Regions from separate parts of the Mus musculus genome. Here region 2 is linked to region 1. Evidence: chromatin loops called from intact Hi-C (ENCODE). Cell type or tissue: gastrocnemius. All regions are shown on one strand.

Region 1 (8,000 bases):
TGTGTCACTGGAGATGGGCTCTGAGAGTCAAAAGACCTCTCTCAACATTTCCTGTTATCCCTATTACCTGCTTTGTGCTTGCAGTTGGGGGTCTGAGCTCTCAGTGTCCTGCTCTGCCATGGCCATGGTGTTTTATCACAGCAACATCAAGCTAACATATACAAAGAGTGTGGTGAAATTAGTAATAATATGGGCAGCAAATCTGTAGCTACTCAGTTCCTCCAAGCAATCCCCACCAGGTTTCCAGGCTCAGCAGTACTCACAGACGGTTTTTAGATCCTTACAGCACTCTAACCAACACTCTAGCCAGCATCTTCTCCCTCCTCGGCTGTGTCCACACACGTGTCAAAGAGTATTTGATAAGCCGTTTCTGAACACTTCACATCTGTGTGGCCTTGAGAAAGCATTCTTAACTCTTTGGCCTCACTGTGTCTGTGTAAGATTCAACCTTCATAAAAGTTTATATAATATTATAATATAGAGTGGGGACGATGGGCCAACCATTTTCCTAAGCTGACCAAACTGTACACTGGCACTGCAACCTTGTCACTTCAAATATTTAGATATTATTTTAAAAATCAGGTCACAGAAAGGTGTGGTTCCAATTACCCAACATTTACAGTCTTCAAGAGTGCTGGGCCCTTAGTGGCCCCCCAAATGGAATCACTTTCTTCCAGTTAAAATAAAAATTACAAAGTATTCCTATCACTCATCTAGTCAGGCACATTCATGGCTCAGTATGGAAACCTGGGAGACTCCCATCTAAACTGATAAGTGGAGGGAGAACACTGGCCTTGGAGGAAGAGTCTTCAAACCACACTACACTTAGGATGGACAACAAGCCTGGACTCTACCATGGCTACAGCAAAAAGGGGCAGAGTCTGCAAAAGAATAAGACCTGTAAGGAGTGAGTGATATATGATGGTAACATGTCAAGCATACTAATACTACAGTCCCACAGGAGCAACAAAGCCTTCCCCATGTGAGGCTCAGAAGGATGGCAAAGTTGACAGTGTATCACCACTTTCTCCCATCAGCAGATGTTCACAGACTATAGGAGATTAGCTAAACCTTCCTCCTTATTCATATATATAGATCAACCTCAACCTCACCTCCTTGTTCACCTATATGCAATAGTCCTGCCTCCCTGTTGAAACATATATAATAAGCACACTGAGCTTGTGGAGTGCTATGGCTCCACTCGTCCATCAGAGTAAGCACATACCACCAGACCCCAGCTTTTCTGTGTGTCTGTGTGCTGCCATTTCCTTATTTCCTTGCCCTAGTCAGGGTTCAGGAATCCAAGCCATGCATGAACATCATAGTGACCATTTCCATCAATTCTGAACTTGATAAAGAGTTAGCCCACTAGGGCCTGTAATATTGGCTCATGAATCCAGACCTCCAAGCTGTCTACTTGAAGAAAAATTGCTCTTAACTGTCTCGATAGTTAATTTTTCCAAATGAGGCTACTATAGAGATGACCAGATAATATTGCATTCATGCTGTTCCTCCCTGCCCTGTCCTAGACTTGCACATATCATATATAGTCTAAAAGAACTTCCAAGGATTTCTTAAGTTATTAGCATTAGTTTTTCATCTGAGTGAAATCTTTAGAAATTAATTAAAAACTCTTGCAAGCCACATTGCATTTCAAACCATGGAAGAACACTAACCTGGAGCAACACAAGCAAGACCTACTGCCCAGCCTTGCCAAGACACCCAGCTCCTGGAGGCACATGGGTCTACTTCATGTTTTCTCCTGATGACAGCAACTACAAGTTTCCAGCACCAAACCTCTCTACATTGTTGTAGCTTCTTACAGTACCTTAAGAAATAGACTTTACCTTTCACCTTTTATTAATCAACAAAAAAGGCCACCCTAATAAATGAGAATTCTTCAAACTTACTTCCAAGACCATATTCCTTCTATTCTACCCTTCCTCTCATTTCCCCAAGAAGTCTTCTACTTAATAATTACTCATTAGTAATAAATTAAAACGTGAAAGATTTTGACTGTGGGAATAGTCATTTCTGCACCCACTCTAGGCAGTGTGTGACATCAAGTTTGGACCTGAGAGAGCCATCTCTGCAGGGGCTCACACATGGGTGAGTCTGGAGCATCTGCCCATCTGTCCGTTCACAATCCTCAGAATCCCAGAGCTGGAGCGCTGGAGCAATTAAGGAGTGGTGCCTATTCACTGAGAATCCAAGGGGGAAAGGAGAGACACTGGAACATTTTGTGCTTGGAGGGAATTTGGTCCCTGGGGTTCCTATGTTGATTTCGTTTGTGTCTGCCTTCCTATAAACAAAAGCAGAACAATGACAGGAAGGAATACCAGAAGGCTCCAGGCTAGCTGTGAGCAAAGGAAGTTTGCAGTGCACAGCATCAGGTCAGGGCGTTCCCGATGGGTCTGCTGCAGCCTGACTGGCACATTGGAGCTCTTCAAGGAGAAAAGAAAGTTCCTGGGTTTGGGAGTAGACAAAGCATCACTAAGAACACTTACCCAGCGCCTTCTACACTTGCCCCCACCTCATGCTTAATAAAATTAATGTAAAATCCAGAGTGAAGAAAGAACAGGTAAGTAAAGCAGTTTGAGGTGATGACAATGCTAGTAAGGGAAGAAAATCAGGAGAGCTAGTAGAAGATTTGAAGGCAGAAATCTTGCTTACCTGCACCCAGTACCGAGTCATACTCACACTGGCTCCTCGGGTGGTACCCGAGGCTTCTCTCCTGTTCTTAGCAGTTGTGTCCTTTCTTTGCCCTCTGCTCACCAGAAAGCTAGTGGTGGTGCAGGAGCAGCTACACCCGACCCCTAAAGGTGAAGAGGCACTGGGCTGGCAAGCTCTCTAGTCTTCTCCCTTGGTGTACTGTAACCTAATTCCTGAAGCGTCTTTGTTCCTTGGGACTTTAAATATCCCCTGTGCTCACCGTGCCCTTCTCTGACTTCTGACATCCTTGGTTCCTAATCCCTTAGTCTCAGAAGCATCAAAGAAAGCCAGATGCCAAGTCCCCGTAAGAAGAAAAGAAAGGGCCTCCAAAGTTTGGAAAACTTTAAGGTCTGGAGATGGGGACAAGGGGTGCTCCTGGGAGAAGGGAGAAGCTCACCTGTTGATGGAGGTACGAAAGTTTGGCTCTCCCACCCTCCTCCCACCGCGATTCCCAGATCCCTGCCACGCCCAGCCCAGCCTTCTTGCCAGGCCCAATACTCACCTTGAGCCCTCGGATCTCGCCGAGATGCAGCTGCAGGCGGCGGTTGACCTCGCGAATGAGGTTGCTGTGGTCCAGCATCGCGCTCACCTTCTCGGCTTCGGCTCGCCGCAGGCTGCGGATCAGCTCCTCCTTGCTCCACTGCAGCAGCTCTTCGTCCGTCACTTTAGATAGATCATCCACGCCCGTGGGTGTCGACGCACCGGCCGGAGCCGAGGGACAACTTTCCGCCGCTGGCGCTGAGCCTCCAGCCGCCTTAGACATGGTATCCGCGCAGCGGCAGGTGCGAGTGGGTAGAGGCGAAACGACTGGCGAAGGTGCAGGCGCGGCTGGGTGGCCTCCTCCCACACCCCTGTACGCTTCCAGAGTCAGAGGTACCTCCGGGGGACCGCTGCGTGGGGACGGCAGGAATCGCGCTGCGTGGCCATCCTACCTCGCCATCCAAGCGCGAGTACCTGCCGAATCTCGGGGCCCGACAGCCAGTTCCTGGTGGCTGCATAGGTCCGTCCCAACTCGGCGCAATTCCATGGTGAAGGGCGCCGGGGAGCAGGAGCGGGCGGGGACACCAAGAGAGATCTGTCTCAATCCCCTGCCCTCTCCTTCGCTCAGATCCAGACAGCCATCCCTCACGGTCTGACACACACACACACACACACACACACACACACACACACACACACAGGCACACGATGCACACGCCCTTCCCTCTCGCTTGCTAAACCCCGAGGCTCCGCTGCTACCCTAGGGCGAGCTGCTGTCCTTCCCAGAAAGCTCCGCGCAGCTGGCTAGCTGTAGTCCTATGGCTGATCCTAAACTGTTCTGGGAAGCCTTGGGTTTTCAGAGCCCAGAAAAGGATGGGCGGGGATTGGGGAGCAGCAGCAGGGAGGAAGCTGGCTCCCGGGGCGCCCGCATTCCGCAACACCTTCTGCAAAGGCCAAACCCGAATGGCACTCAGCTGCCCAACCGGACCCTGAGCTCCTGGTGCTCTGCTGCTAGGGACGATTGGGAGCGCGGTTCCCAGAGCACAGGGATGCGGGTGGGGCTGGAGTCAAGAGCAGGTGCCGCCAGGGCGTTGAGAGGCTCGCGCGCGCCACCAAGTGACTATAGGCTGTCCCCTCCCCTCCATCTCTGCAAGTCAGACTAGTTCAGGAGAGGCAGCCTGCTGACCAAAATGAGCGACATTCAGTTCTTGGAAGAATTGGATGCAGAAATTTCGAGAGCAAGACATATGACTAACTAGCTAGATGCACTTCGGAGAACTGGAGAAGAGGGAAGAAAGCCTGTACCGGAGGTCACAAAATCCTCAAGTTCAGGAAATCAGGGCAAAGAGCTGTTAAATTCAGCCCTTTGGGGACCTCCACCCCATTCCCAGGCCTTTGTTTTCTCTAAAATCTCACCACCTTATGAAGAAGCTTCAGGTGGAAGTACTTGGCCCTTTTAAAGTTCGTTTGGGAAATATCAAGGCCTTTAGAAAATAAAATAACTTCTGCTTCTCCAGGAGCCTGGATTTTCAGGTCTGCATACCCGGTGCCCTTGGCAAAGTAAACTGAAATACCAACCAATACCAACTGAGCTTTTCACTCCTCTGTGCTGCAAACTGGGCTGGCCTTTGATGGTCCGATCTGGAAGGAGGGTTCTATGTTTTGGCTAGTCTCTGGTTAAATACAGCACAATCCTCTTTCAGCTGAAAATACACTTGTTTTCCTAAAGGATGGGTGCAGAAGGCCCTGACAGTATCATTTCTAGGAAGCTGACAGGACCAGAAAATTATAGAATCACACTATCCCAGCCTGAGCTTCTGTCACAGTGAGGGTCTCAATCAGTTCCCTCTAATGAGGCAGTGCATATCCTCTTTAAAGCTGCCACCTTGTGAAAAATGATGAGTTAGGGACTGAAACCTTTGCCTTCTGGAGATCGAAGGAAAGTAGTACGGTTAGCCCCTGACCATGAACACACACACACACACACACACACACACACACACACACACACACACACACCACATACATAACTGTACTCATAGAGACTTCCTTCTGTATCTGGGCCTTTGCCCTCTCTTCTCACAGCATGCATGTACTCTCACCTTCTCTCTGACATACTGGCATCCAACTCTCCCCCCCCCCCACACACACACACACTAACCTTTGGTCATATTTGCAACCCAAAAATGTCTTCCTTGGTACGCTGAAGCACTGTAATCCTAGGAGAAAGTGGCTCCTCTCTCAATTTTCAGCAAAGGGAGAAGTCTGTTAAAGGTTTCTTTCAACACACCCAGAGACCAAGACCCAGCTAGTCCTCCAATGCTTTCCACTGCTTACTTCAGCTTACAACCCTCCCAACCTTTCACTTCAGATAACTCAGTCCTTCCCCTGTATTAATGGTCTTGACTATGTCTGGTGTAATTTTCTTGACATTTCCTTGTCTCTCCGATGCACAGGTTTTTAAGAGAATGCTGCATAACAGTTTGGAAATGGAAGAGAATACACAAGATGGAAAATTGTGAATGTCGTTCCATGTTCTTGCTTTTGATGAATCTTGAGTCACTGGTACTCAGGCCCCATGGAGACGGCTTGCTTTTAGGTGCTTCATCGGGACTTTAAAACAAAGTTCAGCCAATGATTACAGTGCCCAGGGCAGCTTCTTGTTTGAATCTTGGAACCACCATGGTATTTATCCCTAGATGACAGGAATCTACTGCTTTGCTCAGTTTATTTCTCAAGATTTATCATTTTTTGTCATGCATTCATCCTTCATAGTCCCCTAAGCAAGTTGCACCTTCAGCAGATTCCACCGTCTACTACTGGACCCAATCTTAGTCTTCCCAGACTCCAAACCATGGGATAGAACAATCTAGTGACTGTAAGACACCCAATAATAGGTCAAGTAAGAAAATAAGTTTTCATCTCTGTGCACCCCTTAACTCCTAGCTCAGAGTAAGCATTAAATGAAAATAGGCGGAAAGAAAGGGGGCCAATGGTAACATAACTGTCAGGGACCTTTCCTTATCTGCATTCTTTTAGCCTCTTTGTTTGGATTGTCTTACAACCCACAACATATACACAACCCTTAATTTTGAAAATATTAATTACTGTTTAGTATTGTACTGTTAGGGAAGTTAGAGAAGTGTTGAACACAGTTGGAACTTTTTCAAATTGTTTAAAATTAGGATAAAATGTGCCTATAATGACTTAGCCTCAAATTTCTGCAAAATGTATTCAGTTGACAGTTTTGTTGTTGTTGTTGTTGTTGTTGTTGTTGTTGTTGTTGTTGTTGTTGTTGTTGCTGTTGCTGCTGCTGTTGCTGCTGCTGCTGGTGGTGGTGTTGCTGCTGTGCTTTGTTTCATTTTGTTATTTTCTGATGATGCCAGACAAAATCCATCGGCATTGTAAAGCAGGGCTGACCTCACTGTATCTGTTTTGAACCCAGTAACACAGGCAGCTGTAGACACATTCTGCCATATTTCCACAAGAGCCAATTTCCCAGAAAATATGCACAACTCAGCATAAATGTATTACAGTTCACCTTTGATACCTCACTTCTGAGTCCAGAATTATGCCTTCCATGCCCATGGACTTTACTTGATAAAACAATGAGCCAAACTATATCCATCCTCCCATAAGTTTCTTCATGCTAGGTATGGTCACACTGATAGAAAAAGAAACAGGCCATCTCACTGTTAGTCCCGACCAATTCCAGAAGAGAGCCAGTTTTACAGAGGACAAGGAGGAGGAGGTAGGACCACTGAGGCAGGGGTTGGAGCTCTGCAGTCTCCTCCAATCTCTGTAGTAACCACTGGAAGCTGGAAGACACAGCAATAGATACTGCCTAGGGCTTTCAGAGGAACACAGTTAAATGGCTTTTAACTCTTTAAGATTCACTTCGGACTTCTGGCTATGTTTTAAGGCTTGTTTTGAGGTTTGTAGCCTCAACAAGAAACCAATAAATTACCACTTAAAACAAAGCATGGCTGTGCTTTAGTTACTCTGTAGCTAGTGGATACCTACTATCCTATCCGGTTCTCTTCCTTTTTAGAGGGTAAGGATCTCATTCTTCTACCATATCTGTCAAGTAAAGCATTTGTTGTAGACGCTCAGTAGAGGTTGTTCAAATGTTGTCCCTGGGGTGCCTGTGCTCTGATGTGTAAAAGAGAAAAGCACAAAAGGAAGTCAGCTTTCTGAATCAATGTCAAGAAAATTGCACCAGACATAGTCAAGAGAGAATCAAGAGACCACAGCCCACTGCCTTGCCCACAGACCCCATCACTTGGAATATTTCTGGGAATCTATAACCTGGGGAACAGAGAAAAAAGAATGTTAAATGCAGGGCTTACCTATCAGACCTGACTGCAAAGCAAACTCTGCAGATGCAGAACTAGCCGTGTGCTGCTTGTGCTCAGACAACCCTAAGCCATAGCATCTGGAAGAGTCCATCCCTCTGTTCATGCCTTGGAAATGGAAATGGTGAGGAGCTTCACAAGTGAAAACACCACTGCTCATCACGCATTGGCAGTGAGGTTTGTTTTATGCACAGAAGCCAACTGCTCAGAGTATTCACACTGGATCAAGTAGGCTAGGAAGAAAACCGTTTTCTCCAACAGTCCAGGCCCTAATAGCTGCAGTCTCAAGTATCAAGTTCCCCTCAAATAATTAAATGTTATAAATAGCAGACTAAAAATGGAGTCCTACTCAGTAACCTTCAAAACAGACAACCACTCCCTACCCCTGCCAGAGTTCCATAGCCACAGAGGACAAGTGCTTTCTCGCAGTCTTAGTGATCACCTACAGGACAT
Region 2 (8,000 bases), 240 kb before region 1:
AAGAACCACGGACTGATTCTCAGAAGGGAACAGAGGTGTAGGCCAGGCCCCACAGACCCACACCTCTTTCCCTCAAGGCACAGAAAGAGGCAAACTCCAACATCTTGAGTCTACACGCACATCTCCTTTCCTAGAGCTCTGTGAGGTCATCATTGAAGTAGAGCAGTATTGCAGGTGTGTGAAGTTTACCATCCATGTTAAGATAGTCAAACTCTTCTTCCTCATCCCGGATCCCGTTTTCTTCCAGGGTTTGATACATGTTCAAATTCTTCCCATCGTATTTCCATGTGTAGCTGGCAGCATGTGCATTATAGGGGAGATAGCGGTGTAGGATTTCCCACATTGATTCCTGAGCCCCCACCTGCAGTGTGTGCTCCTGCGTTGCAAGAGTGTTAATAATACGGATGTTCCGGGTCCGAGCAGACAGTCGTCCCACCTGGTAATTTGCCCCCTTCCACCAGGGTACTCCGAAATCATTGGCCCAATCTGAACGGGGCAGTGGCGGCGGGATATGCACGAAGCGGCCCCGCGGGGTAAGGTATCTTATGCAACCAGTGAGTGGATCTATATGCTTGCGAATGTCTCTAGTCTGTGGATCAAACCAGTGACTTATGTCCTGGCCTGCGACCTCCAGGATGGGTTTCAACAGTAGGTCCCCTTTGAATTCCTCGACAAGCGGTGTTAGATTGTAAACAAATCCCAGGTAAGACACCCATAGGTCCTCGGGCTGGTTGTGTTCCGCTACTTCTGACGGCGTGAAATACCGACGTTGAAAATTATCCAAGTCTGGCCCGGCTACTAGGCCCCGGCGCGGCATGGCTCCTGGTCTACAAGAGGCACAGGCTCCCTCAGCTACCTTCTCGCTCCTCCGCAATCTTAAAGCTATCAGGTCCAAGAACTACCTGAAGTGCGTTTGTCGCTGACATGGAAACCATTGTCCCTTTCCAGCCACCGTCCACAGTAGTTAGTTATACGTATGCAGGGCGGGGTTTGGGCTGTGCGTGTCCACCAGAAGCATTCCGGATTCCGGCTGGCTTCGAGCCTACTGTGGTTGAATTCATTCTTAGAGGAAATGAAGACAGTCAGTTTCATAACGGAGTGTAGGCTAGATGAGTTAGGGGTAACAGAAAGTATCGACGAGGAGACTAGAATAGAGGGTTTTTTAATCACCAGATTTCCATATTATTTATTTCATATCAAACAACAGAAATTTAGTTAACACAGTTCTAGATGGTAGCAACTCAAGAACATTGCATTGACAGATGGTGATTCTCTGATGTCTCGCAGACCAGGGCTCTTTTTTCTCTTTCCTTATATGGTTTGCATCTACTTATTCACTAAATAAATGATTTTATATAATTATCTTCATGTTCTGGATGTGAGAAATTCATTCTGACATTTATATTTATTTTAGATAAAATAGATGAATGGAATTTAAATAATATTTCTTTTCTGACACTACTAATTTGTATTATATGATAAATCAAATAAGTAGTAATTTTAGTTTTGGATAGAGATACAGGCTTTAATTGGCAAAGTCAAGCATAGTTTTCTAGTTTTGACACTTACATGAAAGCTTCAGTGAAAATTTTTGTTTCTTTTTTATTCCTCTCTTTTTACTTATAAAACATGGGGAGAAGTTTAACAAGAACACAACAGGAGTCCTTAGTAACCAAAGCTTGCTCTCTAAATCTTCTCCTTGAAGGGTACCAAGAATTTTCATCTAAATTCCCACTGTGCGTTCTAAGGAGGTGACTTACAAAATAACCCTGAATTATTTAATTCCTAAAGAAGAAACCAACCAAAGAATCTTATAAAGAAGACTCAGATCCAAATGACATAATTGCTGCTTAAATATATATTTGGGACAGTTTCAGTCAAAATACTGTTTGGTGGGCAAAATTTATTCTGTATTTCTATGTGACAGGAGAGAATAACTTTATTTTTATAAATGCATTTTATATAACAAAGGAAGGCACATTGTCGACTACCACAATTTTAAAATGTAATGAAATAAAGGATCTGATTGTCAATCAATGGAGAATATATTGCCACTAAGATTGTAGCAACAAGCTAATTATGCTTCTGTCAAAAGCATGCATCACTATTCTTAGTCCCTATGCGGTATGAGTAAGCAAGGGATGCTGTAACAATAATAAACACACAAAAATTATTTTAAAAGCAGAAATTTACTTTTTCCTTATTCAGAAGATTAGAAGACAAACCTAAGTACTGTGGCAGCCATTATTTATGGTAAGGGCTCTTTTCCCAGTTTATAGAAAATTGCCCTTTCCTGTGGATACATGGAAAGGTGGGGAGTAGAATGAAAATGAAAATGAAAATGTAAAAAATTTCTCTGAGTTTTTTTTTTCAGCAATACTACTCCTTGTTTATCAGATCCCTATTCTTAAGGCTTCATTTAGCCTTACTAACTTACTGAGAGATCCTACCTCCAAATAAGACTTCAGTGGAGAACAGGAATTTAGCACAAGTCACTTGGAACAGACATTCTTCCTATAATAGGTATCCATTTTAAATACTGAACTTAAAATAATTAATTCTCTAGACCAGCCACCAATTTAATGATAATACAAAGGAGAAATGAATATGTTAAATGATATGAATGAACCATTCAAAAGGATTTTTATAAAGCTGTACAGGAAAAATGAACCTTCAACAAAACATGGCAAAGTGGGAAATACGAATAAAACCAAATAGTATGTATTTTACTTAGATAGTACTTTCATCAAACTAAAAAATAGAGGACAATTAGGCAGATGATCAATGGAACGACAGATGGTGGATAGGCATATCGATAGATAGAAAGCAGATAGATAACAATACACAAACAAATTATTGACAGATAGCTAGATGATTGCTAAGTAGATAGATATGTAGGAAGACCATGACTTTTCCAGAGCATAAATACAGGGTTAAATTGCAGATTACAGGCAGCAATTTATTCTCCGCTCCTCTCTTCCCATTTAATGACAAATTCATTTTCTTACACTTTTGCAATTATATCTTATTTTATCATTCCATCAAAAGCTCTGTCTGCATGTACACCCACTTGCCAGAAGAGGACATCAGAAGAGCACTCCTGAGATTTCTCTCATCCATGTTACCATATCTGTTCGTTCAGGTCACGTTTAGAGAGACATGTTTGTGGGGCTTCTTAGACGTAGCTTCTCTGACATTTCTAGGAAACAATCTCATAAAAACTTCCTGTTCCCCCGACTTTTACAATCTTTCTTCCCCCTCTTCCACAATGTATTGTTCCCAATAAACATTCACAATTTTATTGTATCAAAGAAATTGATCTAGTAATTGAAATGAAGTAGCTTATGTTGAATTCTACTCAAGTTTAAGCACGGGAGGATTGATGCCTTCATTCACATATCAAGATTGACTTCATGAAATTAGAGGCTTCATAGGAACAGAGGAAGCTGTGGAAGACTTTTGAAAAATTATAATAAAGCTTCCTTGATACATTGTAAATGTGAATGATTATCGTGTACCATGTAGATTTTAGATAACATTGAATTAGGTAAACATATGTGTCTTTTCCACAATTATTTATGTGTGGTGTTAATTATAAGGCTTCAGGGGAAAAGGCAGACAGCAATACATTCACTCACCTATCTCAAGTTAACAAAACTTAAGTTTGTATGAATATGATTACCTAGCAGTTTCTCTAAAAGAAAAACACTGAGTGCTTTGTTCACATTATTTTATCCAGGAAATGAGGCCATCTCTTTCTACTTAGAGAAAGACAGTTTTTATGTCTGAAAAAAAAAAAAAAAGACTCAACATAGTCAGATCAATTGTTGCTGATTTTATCTAGCTACCTTAACAGTGAATCTTGTGGGAAGTGTTTGGAGGAAATGATATAATTATATTACAATCTCAAATGTTAGTATGTATGTGTATTAAAAAGCACTATACATGTATCCCTTAGAGATAGCACTTCAGACTCTAAAACTATTTATAAAGGATTATCTCTGAGTTAAAACTGTATTTGTAAGTGAAAACCTGATAATTCTGACTACTTTCAGGTCATTAGTGTCTATCAGGTTTATAGAAGGTCAGAGATGTCTTGCTTAGATGTGGATTTTATCTGTATTTTCACCACTGTGGCTTATGTATACAATATAAAAATTGTTCTGTGTTCATCTATTTTCATGTGTGAACATGCATGTATTTGAGACAATGCAGGTACTTGCAAATGTTATCTGTTTTCAACTTTAAAGTCAAGCTCTTTGAGTCTTCAACTTGTGATAAAGAAGAGTTTCATGATATTGGAAGATGCTGAATCCCGGTGTAGAGTGACAAAGAGGTAGACTATATGGACTGACACAATACTGTGCTATTTATTCCCATCTAGTAATAGAATATTGAAGACAAATGTTCCATGCCTATGCTTTTATATCTCTCAGAATAATTTTATCTTCATTTCATCTGAGCATTAAACCAAATTAACCATGTGGCTAACACCCAGTTAAGCCGAGCTATGTCAACAAATATCTTCTTTGTAATGCCCTTTCTTAGGCATTACAGTAAACTCTTCAGTGTAGAGCAAGGGATGCCACATAGGGGACAGAAATCACCCTCAGTTGTAATTTGTGACATGTCACATTCTGTGACAGGCTGTGAAAGAATCTATATTACACAACATTTTGCACATTTTGCAACATTTCTTCACATTTTGCAAACTGCGTGCAAGAGAGAAGCTGTTGAAATACTCTCACAGATTAGGCCAAAAATTATTCCAGTCTTTTGAAAGTTGTAGTGACCTAGGAGTTATCTGAGGTTTCTTCATTATTACATACCTTTCAACAGCACATCCAATATTTGGAATTTTCAGTGATTCAAATGAGTGGGAGTTCAGATCCAGGAGTTCTACTTCCATTGTAGTTAAGTCTGTATATTTTCTGAGACTGTGTTTGTCTTTTGTCTGAGGGATCTAACAGGCTGATATTGCCAGCAGTGTTTCACTGGGAGAGAGGGGGGCCTTGTACTATAGCTGGTGTTTGGAAGATGTTGTTCCTTCTTGTTTAGTGGGAAGAAAATACTTCCACCTGGCCCCTAGTACACACACAATCTCAGATTTGAAGACAAAATTATTCTATACAAGTGTTTGTCTATATAATAGGTGATAATGAAATTTAGATTTCTACTAAGATATGAATGAGTCCTGAGGGAGCTGTTCTTAAGAGAAATATATAGTAGAAATGGAGGAAAAGAGAGAACAACAGCATGTCAAATGAACGAAAATGGGCCATAAAATTTGGAGACAGGAATATGTTGAAAGACTGGTAGAGGAATGCCAACCTTAATAGCAGTTATACATTTTTATAGTTTGGCCTTTCAACACTGGTTATGTTCAAAGCTATCATTAAGTTTGTAACTACAGCTAGCTGCTATTTTCATATTATTAATTGAGGTATCTTGGAGTGTTGGAAAAAAAAAATGTGCTAGACTGGGCTGATCATGACAATGCTAACAATCTTCCTTTCCTTCCCTTCCCTTCCCTTCCCCTCCCCTCCCCTCCCCTTTCTTTCTTTCTTTCTTTCTTTCTTTCTTTCTTTCTTTCCTCCTTTCTTTCTTTCTTCCTTCATTTCTTCCTTCCTTCCTTCTCTTTCTTCCTTCCTTCTCTTTCTTTCTTTCTTTCTTTCTTTCTTTCTTTCTTTCTTTCTTTCTTTCTTTCTTTCCTCCTTTCTTTCTTTCTTTCTTTCTTTCTTTCTTTCTTCCTTCCTTCCTTCCTTCCTTCCTTCCTTCCTTCCTTCCTTCCTTTCTCTCTTTCTTTCTGTTTTTGAAACCATTAATCATGCCTGAGGACACTATGGCAGTTCTCCTTTTTTGACTTGTCCCTCATAAGCCAAGAACATGTACACAATGTCTGCAAAATGCCTAGTTCAACTGAATGACAATTGCCTAATGAAACATAGTGATAGAGACCATTACTTATCTTGTCTTCTGAAAATGGCTTTGACAGAGAAGGAAAGAGAATCCATTAACACTCGGAGAATCAGCGGGATAAAAGCACATTTGCTGAGTGTAACAAAAATTGCAACAGGATTGGTCTTCTTGCAGCAGTGTCATTTAGATTGAGAAGTTACCTTAACTCAATTATAAATTCTTTCTCCTCCTTAAGGAGCTTCCCAGGTAAAAAATCCATTTTCCATTCCAAAAAAAAAAGTGAAACCTGAACTTGAAGCCTGAAATGGAACTTGTCCTCTACCTTTGAGGTCATTAGTGACTTCATTATTCTCTATTCTCCTCAATAGGGAGACTGTTTCTACCAAACAACTCTCACTGAACTGATGTATCTTTTAAATTTCATAGGGTTCATCCATTAACCATTTTTTCTCCCCCTTTCTTGTTTCCTTACTCTGCTGTCAAGATACTCATATTAAAACAGGAGTAAGTCATCAGTCTGTAATATTTTTTATTACTACTTTAAAGGCACTGTGACATATGCAAAAAGAGAATGTTTTCAACTTCAGAAAGGAGAAGATCCTGTTAAAATATTCATAAAGAACTTAGACAGCTAACATTTGGATTTTGATTGTCTACCTAGCATGTAGTTTCCATATCATGCAGAGCTAAGGATGATACTAAGGTGAGTGAAGTCCTGATCTAATGGGGAGGTAGCTCAAAGACACACAAATTATGGCTAGAGGAGCTAAGATAAATGAGACTAGTGAGAGGACACAGAGAGACAAATAGATCCTAGCCATTTGACACATGTTCAGAGATTACATGAAGGAGACCTCAATAAACAGAAATCTCAAATTAGATTTCACTCACGCTGTAAGAACCATGGCCTGTTCTCAGGAAGAATGGGGAGGAGGCCCTTAATAGAAGAAAGCAATAGGGTCACAGGTTGCTGCATGCATCAAGATGCTCACAAAGCTAAGACTACAGACAACCATGTGGGTCAAAAAGGAAAATGGTTGCCAGGGAGTTTGATCAAGGTTGTTCAGTCAAAATTAAATATACAGAGTTGACATAGTATATAATAATTTATTAGACATGGCAGAATAGCCAGAAAATTTGAAGATTTCAAGTACATAGGCATGATAAATGTTTTAAAAGATGGAAATTCTATGGAGTACTACTCAGTAATTAAAAATAATGAATTCATGAAATTCTTAAGCAAATGGATGGATATGGAGGATATCGTCCTGAGTGAAATCACGAAAATTCTAGTTATTCCAATATTATCATTTCCTATTATTTAAACATACTGCATTTTCAGTGTGTATCACAATTGTGAATGAGAATGTGTCAATTAAAAATGAATGTGATGAGATCTAGACATTGTAAAATAGGCCTTTATAGCCTGGGGTGAGAGATAAGGCAGAACATTTATCAAGATTGTCATAGTATTAGATTTGGGCATGGCAATTTGATTTTCATTTTATCTCACAACTGGAAATCAGTGGTCTTTTGCTTTTAATGCTAACAATTGCTTAGTGTTGGAGTAGAGATTTCTGAATATCAAGAACTCAATTTTCTGAAATAAGAGAAAATTGTTCTGAAAACAGCCTCAAATATTGACAAAGAGTTGTTTTTACTTTTGATTTTCTGACATTCTGATATAGATGAAATAGCATGCCATCTAGTCCAAGTAATTGGAAGTCTACTGTATAAAAAGGGAATTCTTTATAAGACAAATTTTGCAGAATATCTTATATAAAATGATTATTTTTAGATGTTTAAATGATTACAATAAATATAGGTGAGGAGAAAAACAGAGATAGATGTTACAGTCCTACCTCTGAAATAATGACAGAAAATTGAGGGCAAATGTCATGTACCTGGAAATACATTAAAACCATAGAGGAATTATTAGGTTTTGACAAGGAAAGTTAATCTTTGTAGGTCTTTGGATTGACATACTGGAAATCATAATGACAGAAGCTAATGAGTTTTCTTCCAGAGGAAATAAAAACTGGAAATATGAGGCAATGTCACATTGGGTTAAATATATTTAA

The links. A loop is a pair of places that touch in the nucleus more often than their neighbours do. Peaks named below come from ENCODE experiments on the same cell type or tissue, not always from the same donor. Only the 100,000 strongest peaks of a DNase experiment are listed, where the experiment ranks them.
Region 2: it touches region 1 in a loop (5-fold over the local background); 11 of 42 quality-filtered maps call a loop at or near these places.

Annotation. Positions count from the first base shown.
Region 1 is chr11:28,580,068-28,588,067 of GRCm38, forward strand. It overlaps Ccdc85a (coiled-coil domain containing 85A), which reads right to left and starts at 4,257. Exons shown (of 5, transcript NM_181577.5): 1 at 3,215-4,257. The coding sequence starts at 3,475. In gastrocnemius, a CTCF peak has its summit at 4,316; DNase peaks (open chromatin) are centred at 2,183, 3,261, 3,772, 3,999 and 1 more place; H3K4me3 peaks cover 4,570 bases; H3K27ac peaks cover 3,471 bases.
Region 2 is chr11:28,338,998-28,346,997 of GRCm38, forward strand. It overlaps the pseudogene Gm6685. Among named protein-coding and RNA genes, the nearest start is that of Ccdc85a, 240 kb to the right of the region's middle. In gastrocnemius, a CTCF peak has its summit at 3,070 (motif pointing right); no DNase peak of the experiment used is centred here; H3K4me3 peaks cover 310 bases; H3K27ac peaks cover 254 bases.